Regions from separate parts of the Homo sapiens genome. Here all the other regions are linked to region 1. The links are chromatin contacts, found by Hi-C or POLR2A ChIA-PET in ENCODE. All regions are on one chromosome and are shown on one strand. The core of a region is the stretch at or near the end of the contact, and the rest is flanking DNA. Distances in the headings are between cores, read along the strand shown. Region 1 holds the start of ELOF1 (elongation factor 1). Region 2 holds the start of ZNF799 (zinc finger protein 799). Region 3 holds the start of ZNF563 (zinc finger protein 563). Region 4 holds the start of TMED1 (transmembrane p24 trafficking protein 1). Region 5 has its middle 13 kb from the start of SMARCA4.

What was found. A loop is a pair of places that touch in the nucleus more often than their neighbours do. ChIA-PET counts read pairs that join two places held with the same protein, here RNA polymerase II (POLR2A). Pooled maps may share reads with other maps.
Region 2: a loop to region 1 is called in a pooled map, with 6 times the contacts of the local background. The contact joins the promoter of ZNF799 here to the promoter of ELOF1 in region 1. A Hi-C loop is called at or near these places in 5 of 50 pooled maps.
Region 3: a loop to region 1 is called in a pooled map, with 6 times the contacts of the local background. The contact joins the promoter of ZNF563 here to the promoter of ELOF1 in region 1. A Hi-C loop is called at or near these places in 5 of 50 pooled maps. POLR2A ChIA-PET finds 5 or more read pairs at or near these places in 2 of 52 experiments (OCI-LY7 and activated naive CD4-positive, alpha-beta T cell).
Region 4: a loop to region 1 is called in a pooled map, with 8 times the contacts of the local background. The contact joins the promoter of TMED1 here to the promoter of ELOF1 in region 1. A Hi-C loop is called at or near these places in 7 of 50 pooled maps. POLR2A ChIA-PET finds 5 or more read pairs at or near these places in 3 of 52 experiments (H1, OCI-LY7 and activated B cell).
Region 5: POLR2A ChIA-PET joins it to region 1 with 12 read pairs in activated CD8-positive, alpha-beta memory T cell. The contact joins the enhancer-like site here to the promoter of ELOF1 in region 1. POLR2A ChIA-PET finds 5 or more read pairs at or near these places in 2 of 52 experiments (WTC11 and activated CD8-positive, alpha-beta memory T cell).

What each region holds. Positions count from the first base shown.
Region 1 is chr19:11,557,748-11,560,944 of GRCh38, forward strand. ELOF1 (elongation factor 1) reads right to left here and starts at 1,483. Exons shown (of 4, transcript NM_032377.4): 1 at 1,444-1,483. RefSeq lists an enhancer at 2,807-3,101.
Region 2 is chr19:12,399,538-12,402,734 of GRCh38, forward strand. It overlaps ZNF799 (zinc finger protein 799), which reads right to left and starts at 1,734. Exons shown (of 4, transcript NM_001080821.3): 1 at 1,531-1,734. The coding sequence starts at 1,533. RefSeq lists enhancers at 1,029-1,118, 1,839-1,888 and a silencer at 1,349-1,508.
Region 3 is chr19:12,332,085-12,335,281 of GRCh38, forward strand. ZNF563 (zinc finger protein 563) reads right to left here and starts at 1,549. Exons shown (of 4, transcript NM_145276.3): 1 at 1,396-1,549. The coding sequence starts at 1,398. RefSeq lists enhancers at 903-1,012, 1,243-1,502, 1,605-2,470 and a silencer at 1,643-1,782.
Region 4 is chr19:10,834,736-10,837,932 of GRCh38, forward strand. TMED1 (transmembrane p24 trafficking protein 1) reads right to left here and starts at 1,477. Exons shown (of 4, transcript NM_006858.4): 1 at 1,274-1,477; 2 at 521-618; 3 at 199-382. The coding sequence starts at 1,456. It also overlaps a transcript of C19orf38 not described here. RefSeq lists enhancers at 1-612, 1,250-1,886, 1,652-1,751.
Region 5 is chr19:10,946,706-10,949,902 of GRCh38, forward strand. No RefSeq gene overlaps it. Among named protein-coding and RNA genes, the nearest start is that of SMARCA4, 13 kb to the right of the region's middle. Within about 2 kb of position 1,711, at least 6 of the 41 ENCODE cell types and tissues checked have a DNase peak (open chromatin) inside an H3K27ac peak, as active enhancers do.

The DNA.
Region 1 (3,197 bases), core at 233-2,732:
CCAGGCATGGTGGTGCACGCCTGTAATCCCAGCTACTCGGGAGGCTGAGGCAGGAGAATCACTTGAACCTGGGAGGCGGAGGTTGCAGTGAGCCGAGGCACTCCAGCCTGGGCAACAGAGCAAAAAGCCCATGAGTTTAATTGTTGGATCCTCTCCTTTCTGGCTATACTCACCACATGAAGATTTCACCCAGTCTTAGGGCTTCATGCCTACTCTACACTGAGGCCACCTGCTTCTCCAGCCTTGAGTCTGAACTGCAGACTCTGATCTATCTGCCTCAGCCACACCTCCACCTGATGTCTAACTTCCACCTAAGATTAAACATATCATGTCCAAAACCAAGCCCCTGACATTGCAACCTGCTCTTCCAGTCTTCCTCATCTCAGCTAACAGCAATTCCATCTTTCCGGATAATCAAATCAGAAACCTTGGATTCATCCTCAATGTCTTTTTCCCTCACACATTCCTTATGCGATCCTCCCCCTGCCCCTCTACCTCTGAAATATAAATTAGCCGCGGCACCACGCCCAGCTAATTTTTGTATTTTTTGTAGAGACAGGGACCCACCATGTTGCCCAGCCTGGTCTGGAACTCCTGGGCTCAAGAGATACTCCCGCCTCGGCCTCCCAAAGTGCTGGCGTTACAAGCATGAGCCACCGTGCCCAGCAATAACCATTACTGAATAAATCACTCAATCAGTTTGCTTGTAACTCTATCACTTTGGGACGTCACGCCCGTAATCTCATCACTTTGGGAGGCCCAGGTGGGAAGATCGCTTGAAGCCAGGAGTTCCAGACCAGCCTGGGAAACAGAGTGAGACCCTTCATCTCTACAAAATTACAAAAATTAGCCTTGAGTCTGTAGTCCCAGCTACTCGGCAAGCTGAAGTGGGAAGCTTGCGCCCAGGAGGTCGAGGCTGCAATGAGCTATGATCGCGCCACTGCACTCCAGCCTCGGCGACACAGCAAGACTCACTCTCAAAAAAAAAAAAAAAAGTCCAAACAAAATCTACGGATGAGCCCCAGAAGCTCATTTTGCCCAGGGACTACAGTCTCCCCATCCCATGAATGGGGTCTGGCTTGCACAAGGAATGCAGAGGCCTCAGCCTGTCCTGTGACAACGTTAAGTCCAAGAGCGCCAAAAGGGGATGGCAGAGGAGTCATCCCCCGAATCTGCTGGTACCCAAGAGGTGGGGGGTTGGCTGTTCCTCCAGACTCACTAAAGCTTCGGCATCGCCTCCCGACGGCCGCCGGGAGGAGCCAGGCGTCCCGGTAGTCGCGCTTGGAAGGATGGGGTCGGGGGGAGTCAGTCTCCCCGACCGGCTTTCCCCCAAGCTCGAGGTCCCAGGAGCCTCCTCCAGGACCCCGTAAACGCACGGAGTAGAGGAACTTCCAGTCCTGCCCACCCCCAACGCCCACTCGCACGAGCCGCACCAGCACTCACCTTCTCCAGCTGCGAAAGCTCCGTTCACCCGGGAGATAGTGACTTCCGACTCCTGCCGGAAGCGGAAACCCCTCTCCTACTTTCAGGTCCCGGCCACCCCCATCCCGGACAGCCCAGCAAATAGGCCCTGCCTCCTTCGCCGCTCCTCTGAGCGCACGCGTACTCAAATAGCAGCGCTCCGACGGAGACGCAGTGCGCCTGCGCAAGAGCCGGTGCGTATTTGCCTGTACCTACGCGCGATGCCAGTACTTCTGGTCAGTTTCCAGGAGCGGCAAGTGAGGAATATGAAATAACCTTATGGCTGAATCAGGGTGAAGGGGAAGCTTGTAAGCATGGAAGACGCTCTACTCAAACTAAAAAGTTCAAGTTCTGATCCAGCAGATGAAGAGGGAGGCCTGAGAGGCTGCTGTTCTAACTCGCTCCCAGGTGACTTCCATGCTGCTGATCCGCAGACCACATTTTGAGTGCCCAGATTGTAGTAGATGAGGTTGAGTGGACAGGCTGGGGCCAGATTCCATGGAGCCTCGTGGGCCGTGTTAAGGATTTTTATTTTTTATTTTTGTTTTATTTTATTTTATTTTTTTGAGACGGAGTCTCACTTTGTCGCCCAGGCTGGAGTGCAGTGGCTCGATTTCGGCCCACTGCAACCTCCGCCTCCCAGGTTCAAGTGATTCTCCTACCTCAGCCTCCCGAGTAGCTGGGATTACAGGCGCCGGTCACCGCGCCCGGCTAATTTTTGTAGTTTTTTTTTTTTTTTTTTTTTTGAGTAGGGATGGGGTCTCACCATCTTGGCCAGGCTGGTCTTGAACTCCTGACCTCGTGATCCACCCGCCTCGGCCTCCCAAAGTGCTGGGATTACAGGCGCGATCCACCCGCCTCGGTCTCCCAAAGTGCTGGGATTACAGGCGTGAGCCACCGCGCCCGGCCAAGGACTTTTATTGGTTTTTATTTTTGGTTTTGTTTTTTTCTGAGACAGGGTTTCGCTCCGTCGCCCAGGCTGGAGTGCAGTGACGCCATATGGGCTCACTGCAACCTTAGCCTCCCGGGTTCAAGCGATCCTCCTGCCTCAGCCTCTTAAGTAGCTGTGATTACAGGTGCGCACTACCATGCCTGGCTAATTTTTGTATTTTTAGTAGAGATGGGGTTTCACCATGTTGGTCAGGCTGGTCTCGAACTCCTGACCTCAAGTGATCCATCCACCTCGGCCTCTCAAATTGTTGGGATTACAGGCATGAGCCACCACACCTGGCCTGAAAAAGATATTTCAAGATGGAGAGAGAGAGGGGTTAGCTGTGTCACGTGTCCCTGAGTTGAAGAAGATGAGGAAAGAGAATTGACAGTTGAGTTTGGCAAGGGTCTGGTCCCTGCGGACCTTGATAAGAGCTGTTGCATTAGAGTGTTCAGGAAGATAATTTGTAATGAAATGTATTTCGAATACAGATGCTCTTTGATTTACGATGGGGTTACATCCCGATAAACCTATCATAATCAAGTCAGGGGCTGTCTGTAGAGGGATCTCTAGGATATCCCCTAGGGGGCAGTGTTACCCTGGTAACCGTCAAGTGTAACCAGTAGAACTGCCCTCTTGTGAGACCCTTTTTCAGTGCTGGAGCAAACTAGAATACACACAGGATGGAATCATACTATACAGTTACCGTGCAACTTGCTATTTCCACTTAACCATCTATACACGTATACCTAACTTTTGTTTTTAGTAGCTACATGATTCATAGTGCAACTCTGCCATAGTATAA
Region 2 (3,197 bases), core at 484-2,983, 840 kb after region 1:
CTCCCCAGGGGGCCACACCCCCCATCTCAGGCTGTCCCCTGGGAGGAGTGACCCAGGGGATGATATTCACTAGACCCTCCAAGAGACTTGGCAGCTGTGGACACCCTTTTTTTTTTTTTTTTTTGAGACAGGGTCGGCCTCTGTTGCCTAGGCTGGGATGCAGAGGCACGATCATAGCTCACTGCAACTTCAAACTCCTGGGCTCCAGCCATCATCCCACCTCAGCCTCAGGAGTAGCTGCGACTACAGGTGCCAGCTACCAAGCCCAGCTAATTTTATTATTATCATTTATACTAGAGACAAGGTCTTGCCATGTTGCCCAGGCTGGTCTGGAACTACTAAGATTAAGCAATACCTCTGCCTTAGCCTCCCAAGGTGCTGGAATTACAGGAATGACCCACCGTGTTCAGGAACCCAAAATAATTCTTTCAAGAAAAAGCCATACATTGCTAGCTGAAAACAAGATGACAAACTAGTGAAATATCGCCTGGGGGCCAAACAGTTCATACCGTTGCTGTGAATTAAGGACAGAAGGTTAGCCTGGGGAAGTCTCTGGAAACCAAGAGATTTGCTGCCAGCCCTAGGAGGAGTCAGGATGAGAGAACACAGTGGTGGATTTGAGACCCTGCTAACCACATCTTTGGAAGACTCAGAGGGGAAACGGTCGCCCTTGGAAAGAAAGAAGGGACTGAGGACCACGGAGACCACAGCTCCTCCCACACACAAACCCCACACACGAGTCTGGATTCCACCTGGTGACTCGTCGTCACCGTGCAGCCTCCTCACCGGGTTCACAGGAACTGCGAGCCAGGCTGGAGGCGAGATTGCAGTTAGATATTAACCAGGTGCCCTCAGCCCCGCTGCCTCAAGGGGCCGCCTCCCTGAGAGTCAGGTCACAGCAGACGCTGACCGCCGGCTTCCCCATTGTGCCTGGGGATAAGATCTCTGAGAACTGCTCAAGAGTCGCCGGAGTTCTCAGATCCTGAATCCCAGCAAAGGCTGGCGCCAATCAGGTTGAAGTCCCAACGAGGGAGCCCATTCAGCAGAATGCGGTTTCTTCACCTCCTGTCCCAGGATTCACCCCTCACTTCCCCACCAACCAACGACCCTACACCCAGCCGCCCCCGTCCAGACCCCAAATCCCTCAGGGAGGCGGATCTGGGGTGTCCTCCCCTCTCTGGCTATTAAACTGTTTCTGCTGCAGCCCTCAGCGTCTCGGTGCAGTGAGTCGGGCCGCGAACCTGTGTTGCTTACAGCCGCACAATCTCGGGAGACGCGAGGCTGCGGGCGCGGAGCTGCCCAGAGAGGGCGCCGGGGCCGCAGTCGCCGCGCAGGAACGGGACAGGACGCCCGGGGTCCCGGCTGCATGCCCAGCCCCACCCTGCGGCCGAGGGCCGACCTACGCCAGGGGAACCCGGGTCCGTAGATCCCGGAGTAGCCCTTGGGGAGGCCCGGGTCCAGCCACAGCCGATTACTGCAGGTTCCACCCAGCCCCTCCCCCGCCTCGGGACGCCGGCCCAGCACACGCACCATTTCCCGACTTCCGCGGTGTCCCAGGTCCTCCGGACGGCTCCCGCTGCCAATGCGGGTTCCCGCGGGACACAGGCTGCCACGGAACTTCCAGGTCGTCTCTTAGCTACAGAGCCGAGCACCGAGCGCCCAGCGCAGGTGGGTGGAGAAGACGCCGCGGGCTTTTTCAACCACACACTCCTCTGGGAAGCGCGCCTGATTGACAGTTCCCACGAACCCGCCCCACGGCCCTTACTGGATACGGCGTCAGGTGCCGCCCCTCGTGGACTGATTGACAGAAGAAGCGATCTTGCACAGCTGAGTGGAGCCAGATGAGCAAGTTCCTGACACAGCCCTTGGCAGGGCGGGCTTCCTCCCTGCTCTTTGATCTGAATCCTCCCGAGGGATATTTGCACTTAAGCGGAATTTCCTGCCTGTACTCAATAGGACCTCCTGCTTCTTCCTCCTGTACACTGACTGACAAAACAATTATACTTTTTTTTTTTTTTTTTTTTTTTTTTCCGAGAGAGAGAGAGAGAGAGAGAGAGAGAGAGGGAGTCTTGCTCCGTGGCTCAGGCTAGAGTGCAATGGTGCGAGGCTCACTGCGACCTCCGCCTCCTAGGTGGGTTCAAACAATTCTGCCTCAGCCTCCCGAGTAGCTGGGATTACAGGTGCGCGCCACCACACCCGGCTAATTTTTGTATGTTTTAGTAGAGGCCGGGTTTCACCATGTTGGCCAGGCTGGTCTCGAACTCCTGACCTCGTGATCCGCCCACCTTGGCCTCCCAAAGTTCTGGGATTAGAGACGTGAGCCATCGCGCCTGGCTCCAATTATACTCTTTTTCAATGAAATTTTTCAAAATATTTCAATGTACAATTAAATTATTTTTTACTATAGTCACTCTGTTGTGCTAGCAAATACTAGGTCTTATTCATTCTTTGTAACTATTTTTTATACCTATTAACCATCCCCACTTCCCCCATAACTACTCCTCGCTACTACTTTTCCCAGCCTGTGGTAACCATCCTTCTACACGTTTTTGGTTGTTTGAGATGGGGTCTTGCTCTGTTGCCTAGGCTGGAGTGCAGTGGGGCCATCATGGCTCACTGCAACCTCTACCTCCCAAGCTCAAGCAATCCTCCCACCTCAGCCTCTCAAGTAGCTTCAGATTGTTCACTGTTGGCATATAAAAATGTTACTGATTTTTGTATGTTAATATTGTATCCTGCAACTTTACTGAATTTATTTCTCAGTTCTAATACTTTTTTGGTGGAGTCTTTAGGTATTTCCAGATATAAGATCATATTATATGCAAACCAGGATAATTTGACTTCTTCCTTTCCTTCCCAATATAGATGCCCTTTATTTCTTTTTTTTTTTTTTTTTGGACTTATTGCTCTAGCTGGGACTTCGAGTACTGTGCTGAACAACAGTGGTAAAAGTGGGCATTCTTATTGTGTTCCAGATCTTACAGGAAAGGCTTTCAGTTTTTCCTCATTCATTATCATGCTAGCTGTGGGTCTGCCATATATGGCTTTTATTATGTTAAGGTAGCTGCTTCTATACCCAGTTTTTTTTTAGGGTTTTTATCATGAAGGGATGTTAAATATTATCAAAAGCTTTTTCAGTGCACATTGAAATGATTATATGGTGTTTGCCCTTTATTCTGTTGAAATGATACATCACA
Region 3 (3,197 bases), core at 299-2,798, 770 kb after region 1:
AAATACAGCCTGGGGGACAAAGAGTTCATTATGTTGCTGTGAACTGAGGACAGTGTAGAGTCTTAATTAGGGAAAAGGCTAAGGGGAACAGGGGAAAAGGCTGTTAAATTAAAGTCTTAATTAGGGAAAGGCTAAAGGGAACAGGGGAAAGCAGAAAGATAAAACAAAAAAGCTATAAATCTGCCTATCTTCATGTGCAGAGAATTTAAACAAAAGAGAATGCAGGTAAGTTACGGGTCTAACTTTGTTTTTTTTCTTTTTTCTTTTTTTTTTTTTTTTTGAGACGGAGTCTCTCTCTGTCGCCGGCCCAGACTGGAGTGCAGTGACGTGATCTCAGTTCACTGCAACCTCCGCCTCATGGGTTCAAGCGATTCTCCTGCCTCAGCCTCTCGAGTAGCTGAGATTACAGGCATGTGACACCACGTCTGGCTAATTTTTGTATTTTTAGTAGAGAAGGGGTTTCGCCATCTTGGCCAGGCTGGTCTGGAACTCCTGTACATGTCTAACTTTCTTTATGGCCCAAGACATGGCCTTCTTGCCCAGATAACGCACTTAATTCACAGACTTCCTGCTCACCATCAAACGCCTCAATTTATCAAACACCGGGGCTGACAGAGGAATGCAAGTTAAGCTCCCTGCTGCCTTGGCACTCTGCTGCCTTGGCACTATCAATCAGCCCAAGTTCCATTCTATAAAATCACCCACAAGCCTCTGCTTCTCTCCTGCAGGCTTCCCATGGCCTCCCTTGCGATGGATTTTGCTTCTTTCGCTAATAACTTTACCTACAACTGTCTTAGTAAAAATTATTTTACCCCGGCGTTACCGGCCCAGATAGCAGTCGTTCCCCTGTGACGGAGAGGAAGTCAGCTTTATGAAATGCAGGGCAAAATCTGGAAATCTAGGGATTTACTGCCAGCCCCAGGAGTTAGGGTGAGGGGACAAGATAAGCATTAGACATCTGCCTTCCCAAACCTTTGAAGACTCAGAGGGACACCGGTCCCCTTTAGGAAGAAAACAGAGACTGAGGATCCCACAGATCACAGCTCCTCACAGGCACGAACCCCACACACGAGTGGGGATTCCCTCCATGACCCTTCCGTGACCCTCCCCCAATCCTGGGGAGATGGGGGGCTGCGGGCGAGGAGCTGCCCAGACAGGGCTCCGAGGCCGGGACCGCAGTTGCCGCGCAGGGACCGGATAGGACGCCCGGGGTCCCGGCTGCCAGCTCAGCCTCACTCTGTGGCTGAGGGGACCGAGGGTCGAGCTGCGCCAGGGGGACTCGGGTCCCAGACCCCGGAGCTGACGGCGGGGGAGGCCCACGTTCGCCGCGGCCGGTTCTGGACGGTTCCAACCAGCTCTTTCCCACTTTTGGGACGCCTGACCCTGCACACGCACCATTTCCCGGCTTCCGGGATGTTCCAGGGTCCTCCCTCTGCCTCCCGCTGCCAGTGCGGGTCCCACTGTGACAGAGGCTGCCACAGACGTTCCAGGGCGTCTCTCAGCGACTGAGGCTACACAGACGTTCCAGGGCGTCTCTCAGCGAGCGACTGAGTCTAGAGCTGAGCGCAGGGGCGTGAAGACGCCGCGGGCTCTTTGAACCTGGCACCCTACTGCCAGCCGTGCGCCTGATTGACAGTTCTCACGACCCCGCCCCATAGCTCTGATTGGATAGGGCTCCAGGTCCCGCCCCCTGGGCACTGAGTGACAGAAGAAGCGATCACACAGTGCTGAGTCGAGCGGGATGAACGAGTTCCAGGCACAGCCCTTGACAGGGCAGGCTTCCTCCCTGTGCTGTCCTGATCCCTCCCAGGGAACATTTGCATTTATGCAGAATTACCTGCCCGTACTCAGCAGGCCCTTACTGCCTTTTCCTCCTGGAGAAGGAGTCACAAGTGTTTTGCAGGGAATCCCAGACTCACAGTCCAGTGGAGCCATTCCCCTGGCCTCAGAGCAGAGGGGAGCCCAAGGCCACACAGGCCACACTGCAGCAGGAGGGTGGCCTGATGTCCACCGGGCATCAGGATTTGAGGATGAGACTCTTGGCGGCAAGGTTAAGCCTTCCTCTCTCACCTTGCCTCTCAATCTGCTCATTTTCAGCCAAGGAAATAAAAACAAGTCAAGAACGGTATTAAAATATCAAATGTGTGGAAGAACTGAAATCACACGGCAGCAATAAATGAATGAATGAATCAAAACAAAAATACAACAGGAAAAAAAAAGCAAAAACTTGAACTAGTGCAGATAAGCAGCCTGCTGCCCTCATACTTCAGCAAACGTCCCATTCAGGAGGCTAAACATATGCCCAAACTTGGCAGCCACTCTTAACTGTTGAAATGGAACCCCAGAGTGAACCAAAACCTGGTGATGAGACTGGGACACTGAAGGATTTGACTCTGGGAGCTCAACATACTTCCCTGTGCCCTCTGCAGAGTGTGGAAATGCCCCCACCGTCAAGATGTGCATTTTCACCAACAGGAAAGTTTCATGTAAAGTTAGTTTAAGGGCCCGGGGCGGTGGCTCACGCCTGCAATCCCAGCACTTTGGGAGGCCGAGGCGGGTGAATCACCTGAGGTCACCAGTTGGAGACCAGCCTGGCCAACATGGTGAAACCACATCTCTACTAAAAATACAAAAATTAGCTGGGCATGGTGGCGGGCACCTGTAATCCCAGCTACTCGGGAGGCTGAGGCAGGAGAATCACTTGAACCTGGGAGGCGGAGGTTGCAGTGAGCCGAGATCGTGCCACGGCATTCCAGCCTGGGTGACAGAGTGAGACCTGGTCTCAAAAAAAAAAAAAAAAAAAAAAAAAAGGTTACTTTAAGGTACTGACCTACATAAACTGTCAAATTCATAAACCCTTTACCCAGATTTTCCTAACACATAAATGGTAAATTCTGATTCTATGTGCAGCTTCGTGCTACGTGGAGGCGTGCGCAGGCTGCTGAGGAAGCACCAAAGGGGGCTCCATTTCTCTCCCTTTGCAGCCTTCAGAATGGGCTCGGTGTAGAGTCACTGGTTCAAACTCTGCTGCCCACTCCAGGTGGCTGGGGCTCAGAAAACAATACCCCAAAAAGAAGACCTTGGAAGAAGCCTCAGAAGCAAAAGTTTTTTCTCCACAGAGGGCAGAGGAAAAACTTAGTCCCATTCTTGGGACTCTTAGTCCTACTCTTCTATCCAAGGCTAGCCTTAGAAACTAG
Region 4 (3,197 bases), core at 227-2,726, 720 kb before region 1:
CTCCCAAAGTGCTGGGATTACAGGCGTGAGCCACCGTGCCCGGCCTGAAATGAACTACTTATTTTAAGAGCTGCTACTCTTACTATAATTCAGTTGGAGGGCACAACTACGGAGGGGAGGCTGGGTCAGCCCAAGGGGGGCACCCCAGGTGAATCCTAGAGATCTGGAAGGAGTGGCCCCAGCGCAGCCTGGACACACCTTGATGTCCTCCATTTTAACATCCAGCATCTCCTCGGGCTCCACAGCCTCTGCCCATCCTTCGACCTCCTCGTCATCCTGGAGGCTGTCAAAGATCAGTTCAAAGAACACCAGCTTCTCGGAGATGGTGCTGAAGGAGTTGTCAAAGCACAGCTTGTAGTCCCCGGCCTCCGTTGGCTCCACCCTGGGCAGACAGACACACAGACATGACCCAGGGTGGCCAGCCAGCCGACTCAGCGGGGCAGTCAGGGCGGTAACCTGAGGCCGCCTGGGAAGGGCAGGGCTGTAACTGAACCCAGGCAGGCATCAAGACTGAACTCACGTGTGTACCCCATCAGCCTTGCGGGACTCGCTGACCAACAGCACGCCCTGAGGGCTCTCCAGCGTGAAGTCCACGTCCAGTCCAGCACCTCCGATCACCTGGGGGGCAGGTAAGAGCGGGTGGAGGGCTAGCGGTAGGCCAAGGGCGCCTGCCGAAGAGGGCTACGGCTGAACCAACACTGATCAATACAGACCACCAAGGGCTTACCTGAACGGCGGCACACCCACACCCGCCCCAACCTGTCCCAGTGGCTGCGCCCCTTGCCTCCACCCTCATTGATATGACAGCTTGGGGTCCATACTTTCAGCTGACCACGCACCTACCAAAAGTACTTAATGGACGTTTACCTGACCACGCCCCTGGTTGGCTCCGCCTCCGAAAGAGGATAGGCCCAGCCTTTTTCCTTAGTCTAACCCCCGAGAAAGGCCTGTGTGGGCAACGCCCCCGCAGTTGACCTATCAGCACTATCGCCACGCCCACCAGCCAGAGTCCTGTCCTCTCAGAGGCTCCCTATACTTATCGATGGCCCCGCCCCCTCTGGATCTCTTACTCTAGCCCCGCCTGCTTCATTACTCCCTCCCCTTCCGCTCCCACACACCGTCCCCGCCCCATCTGTCCATCTCTTTCTAGCTCCGCCCCCGCGCTCCCAAGCACGGATTCCTCCCCCTTCCTCCTAAAGCGCGCCTCGCCTCGACCGCTTGGCCACGCCCCCTCTCCCTGACTCTGCTGGCCGCCCAGCCCGCGACCCTCTACCTGGTATTCGGTCTCGAGGCTTGCGTTGGCCGGCGCGGACTGGTAGAAACACTGCTTCCTCCCCGCCGGCAACAGGAACGTGAACTCACCGTCCTGGATTGGCGGGGGCCCCGCCCCTCCCACCTCCACTGGTGGCATTAGTAGCCACAAGGCCAGGGCTAGGGCCGCGCCGGCCGCCATCATCCGGGTCACCCTCTGGTCTGCAAAGGGGTCGCGGCTCCTTTAAGCGCTAGCCCTGCCCCGGTGCTACTCGGCGGAGCTCATTGGCAGTGGCTTCTGTATGTTGTCCGTAACCAGAGGTGCCAGGAGTGAAGGACCCCCCCACTAGAGGGCAGGCGGCCCGAATGAATGCCTGATGTGCCCAGAAACACTCAACCGTCTGGGAATATTTTTCTCAAAGGCTTCGGCTCTCTTCTCGGCCGCTGGTGGAGGAAAATTACAAAAATAAGTGCCATGATGGCGCATCTTTTGTAGGCAGTAGCTAAGACAACTAAAGTTACAGGCGGCAGGGTCCTTTTTAGTCACCTCCACGTGGTTTTCCCAGAGTGCGCCGCGCGTGACAACCTTTGGCGGGACCGACGTGGTGGAGTGGACCCAAAAATAGCGTCTAGGCGTGGCCCTGTACGCGACCCGTAGGGCTCGCCTATAAAAGGGCTGGGGCGGGGCGGAGATACCTGTGGCGTCGTGTTTTGCTTGCTCTGTGAGCGTGGTCCAGGTTCGACGCCTTTTGCGCCTTAGAGGCATCAGCGTATCAGTTTCCTCGTAAGTCGGGAGTGATGGAACGACCACCCTGTAGTGCGGCTGTGAGAATTGAGATGAGGCTTGGTTCATATTGAGTGCTCAGCTTTCCTGGCTTATAGACAGTGGAGGGGCGTGGCCCCACCATGCACCCCAAGGGTCTCAGACTCAAGGGCCAGCAGGTAAATAGAGCCATTACAGTAGCCTCGGGTCAGAAAAACGACAGCCCAGGTAGGAAGAGATAAGGACAGTGTGGGACTGGGAGCCACGTTGCCTGGTTCAGCTCCTGCCCCACCCATTACTTGAGGCATTCCCTCTGTTGAGCCTCAGTTTCCTCTTCTGCAAAATGGGGATAATAGGCCTACGCTACTGGGCTGTCTTTAGGATACGTGAAATGCTTGTTGAGTGCTTGCTTCCGCAGTGCGTGGGACATCACAGGCCCTCAGTAAATAATAATCTGTTATTTGGTTCCCGTCTAAACATAAACTGTGTACAGGGAGATGTTTAGTCTTCAAAGATAAACCCGGAAAAGGTTGGCAGGTGATGACAAAGATCCCTCAAATACAGCTGGCTGTTGTCAGCACTTTCCTGCATTTGGAGAATTTGGGGAAGTAGCTCTTTGTAATATCAGTTTGGTATTCCTTTTCACTCCAACTTTTTCTATCATTTACACTCACTGCTTGGACAATTTGAAGTAACAGTGGAGAACGGGTGACTCCTTTTCTTTTTTTTCTTTTTTTTTTTAATTTTTTTTTCCTTTTTTTTTTTTTTTTTTTTTGAGACAGAGTCTCCCTCTGTTGCCCAGGCTAGAGTGCAGTGGCGCGATCTCGACTCACTGCAACCTCCGTCTCCTGGGGTTCCAGCGATCCTCCTGCCTCAGCCTTCCGAGTAGCTGAGACTACAGGCACGTGCCACCACACCTGGCTAATTTTTTGTATTTTTAGTAGAGAGGGGGTTTCACCATGTTAGCCAGGATGGTCTCGATATCCTGACCTTCTGTTCCATCCACCTCGGCCTCCCAAAGTGCTGGGATTGTAGGCGTGAGCCACTGCACCCGGCCGGATTTTTTTTAGGACAGGGTCTTGCTCTGTTGCCCAGGCTGGGGTGCAGTGACGCCATCATGGCTCACTGCAATCTCTACCTCCTGGGCTCAAGTGATTCTCCCACCTCAGCCTCCTGAGTAGCT
Region 5 (3,197 bases), core at 461-2,960, 610 kb before region 1:
GGTCAGGAGATCGAGACCATCCTGGCTAACACGGTGAAACCCCATCTCTACTAAAAATACAAAAAATTAGCCGGGCATGGTGGCGGGTGCCTGTAGTCCCAGCTACTCGGGAGGCTGAGGCAGGAGAATGGTGTGAACCCGGGAGGCAGAGCTTGCAGTGAGCCAAGATCCGCCATTGCACTCCAGCCTGGGTGACAGAGCGAGACTCCGTCTCAAACACACACACACAGACACACACACACACACACAAAGAAAAATCAATTAAATTAAATGTTTTGTTTTGTCCACTGGTTCTCAAGCAGGGGAAATTTTGACCTCCCTGGAAATATTTCACAATATCTGGAGACATTTCTAGTTGTCAGAACTGGAGGAGGGGTGTTACTGGGACTAATGAGCTGCTAAACATTCTACCATGTACAGGAAATCCCCCTCAACCAAGAAGTAACTAAGCCAAAATGCCTATAATGCCAACATTAAAATTCCTGGAATAGCTCTTTTAGTTCGCAGCAGGAGGGTAGACTACACAACCTGGTTTGCTATCAGATCAAACAAACAAAAATCTTCATAATCAGAAATTAAAATATTTGGCCAGACACGGTGGCTCAGGCCTGTAATCTCAGCACTTTGAGAGTCTGAGGCAGGAGGATCACTTAAGCTGAGGAATTTGAGACCAGCCTGGACAGCATAATGAGACCCCTCTCTACAAGAAAATTAAGAAAAAAGGCTGGGCACAGTGCCTCACGCCTCTAATCCCAGCACTTTGGCAGGCTGAGGCAGGCGGATCACCTGAGGTCAGGAGTTTGACATCAACCTGGCCAACATGGCAAAACCCTGTCTCTACTGAAAATACAAAAATTAGCCGGGTATGGTGGGGGGCACCAAATAATCCCACCTACTTGGAGGCCGAGGCAGGAGAACCACTTGAACCTGAGACACAGTGGTTGCAGTGAGCCACTGCACTCCAGCCTGGGTAACAGAATGAGACTCCATCCCAAAAAAGAAAAAAAGAAAATTAAGAAAAAAAAAATGTCATTAACATTCCAGTACTGGCCGGGCCTGGTGGCTCATGCCTGTAATCCCATCACTTTGGAAGGCCGAGGTATAGATATAAGGATCACCTGAGGTCAGGAGTTCGAGACCAGCCTGGTCAACATGGTGACACCTTGTCTCTACTAAAAATACAAAAATTAGCCAGGCGTGGTGGTGGGCACCTGTAATCCCAGTTACTCTGGGGGCTGAGGCAGGAGAATCGCTGGAGCCTGGGAGGCACAGGTTGCGGTGAGACGAGATCACACCATTGTACTCCAGTGTGGGTGAAAGAGTGAGACCCTACATCAAAAAAAAAAAAAAAAAAAAAAAAAAAAAAAGGCCAGGCGCAGTGGCTCATGCCTGCAATCCCAGCACTTTCAGAGGCCGAGGCGGGCAGATCACAAGGTCAGGAGATTGAGACCATCCTGGCTAACACGGTGAAACCCTGTCTTTTCTAAAAATACAAAAAATTAGCCAGGCGTGGTGGCAGGCGCCTGTAGTCCCAGCTACTCAGGAGGCTGAGGCAGGAGAATGGCGTGAACCCAGGAGGTGGAGCTTGCAGTAAACCAAGATTGCACCACTGTACTCCAGCCTGGGTGACAGAGCGAGACTCCATCTCAAAAAAAAAAAAAAAAAAGGAAAACCAGATTTGGCACCCCAAAAGAACAGCTTTTCTTCCAAGTGAGGCCTCTTGGCAGTAATTCCCACGCCTGCTGGCTGACTCACTGCCACCTGGTGCCTTCCTAATTCCATTCTGTCACGTGGAACACGAAACTAATCTCAGAAGGTCCCACGATGTGAGTCCATGACAAGCACCTCCGCGTCCCCTCGCTTTGGAAATAGCCCAGAAATACAGAAGCCATATATATTTTTCTTTTTTCTATTTGAGACACAATCTCACTCTGTCGCCCAGGCTGGAGTGCCATGGTGCGATCTCGGCTCACTGCAACCTCTGCCTCCTGGGTTCAAGTGATTCTTATGTTTCAGCCTCCCGAGTAGCTGGGACTACAGGCACGCTGCCACCATGCCAGCTAATTTCTGTATTTTTAGCAGAGACGGGATTTCACCATGTTGGCCAGGCTGGTCTCGAACTCCTAACCTCGGGTGATCTGCCCACCTCAGCCTCCCAAAGTTCTAGGATTACAGGCTTGAGCCCCCACACCTGGCCCAGAATCCATGTTCTTAATCAGATGAAATCAGTCTCTTAAATTTCCCAGGGCGACCCGATCAGCAGTCAATTCTCAGTTAACTGGGGCTGATTCTTTTCGTTTGAAGATTTCTCACATCTCTCAGCTGGCACCTGAAACTGATCACAAGGACCTAGGCAGAGTTCAGTGGTGGATAGCTGGGTGGCCTGGAGTATTGCTGTTTATGACTTTTTAAAAAATTCTGCAGGCTGGGTGCAGTGGCTCACACCTGTAATCCCAGCACTTTGGGAGGGCAAGGCAGGTGGATCACCTGAGGTCAGGAGTCTGAGACCAGCCTGACCAACATGGTGAAACCCCATCTCTACTAATAATACAAAAATTATCTCGGTGTGGTGGCACGTGTCTGTAATCCCAGCTACTCAGGAGGCTGAGGCAGGAGAATCGCTTGAACCTGGGAGGTGGAGGGTGCAGTGAGCCAAGATCTCGACACTGCACTCCAGCCTGGGCGACAGAGTGAGACTCTGTCTCAAAAAACAAGAAACAAACAAACAAAAAAATTGTGGTAAAGCTGGGCATGGTGGCTCACGCCTATAAAATCCCAGCACTTTGGGAGGCCAAGGCAGGCGGATCACCTGAGGTCAGGAGTTCGAGACCAGCCTGGCCAACATGGTGAAACCTTGTCTCTTCTAAAAATACAAAAAAAAAAAAAAAAAAGCTCTGTCATTGTGGCATGCACCTGTAATCCCAGCTACTCGGGAGGCTGAGGCAGGAGAGTAGCTTGAACCCGGGAGGTGGAGGTTGCAGTGAGCTGAGATTGCGCCACTGCACTCCAGCCTGGGCGACAGGGCAAGACTCCGTCTCACAAAAACAAAAAAAAAAAAAAAAAGAAGAAGGCCGGGCGCAGTGGTTCAGGCCTGTAATCCCAGCACTTTGGGAGGCAGAGGCGGGCAGATCACGAGGTCAGGAGATCGAGACCATCCTCGCTAATATGGTGAAACCCCGTCTCTACTAAAAAAAAAA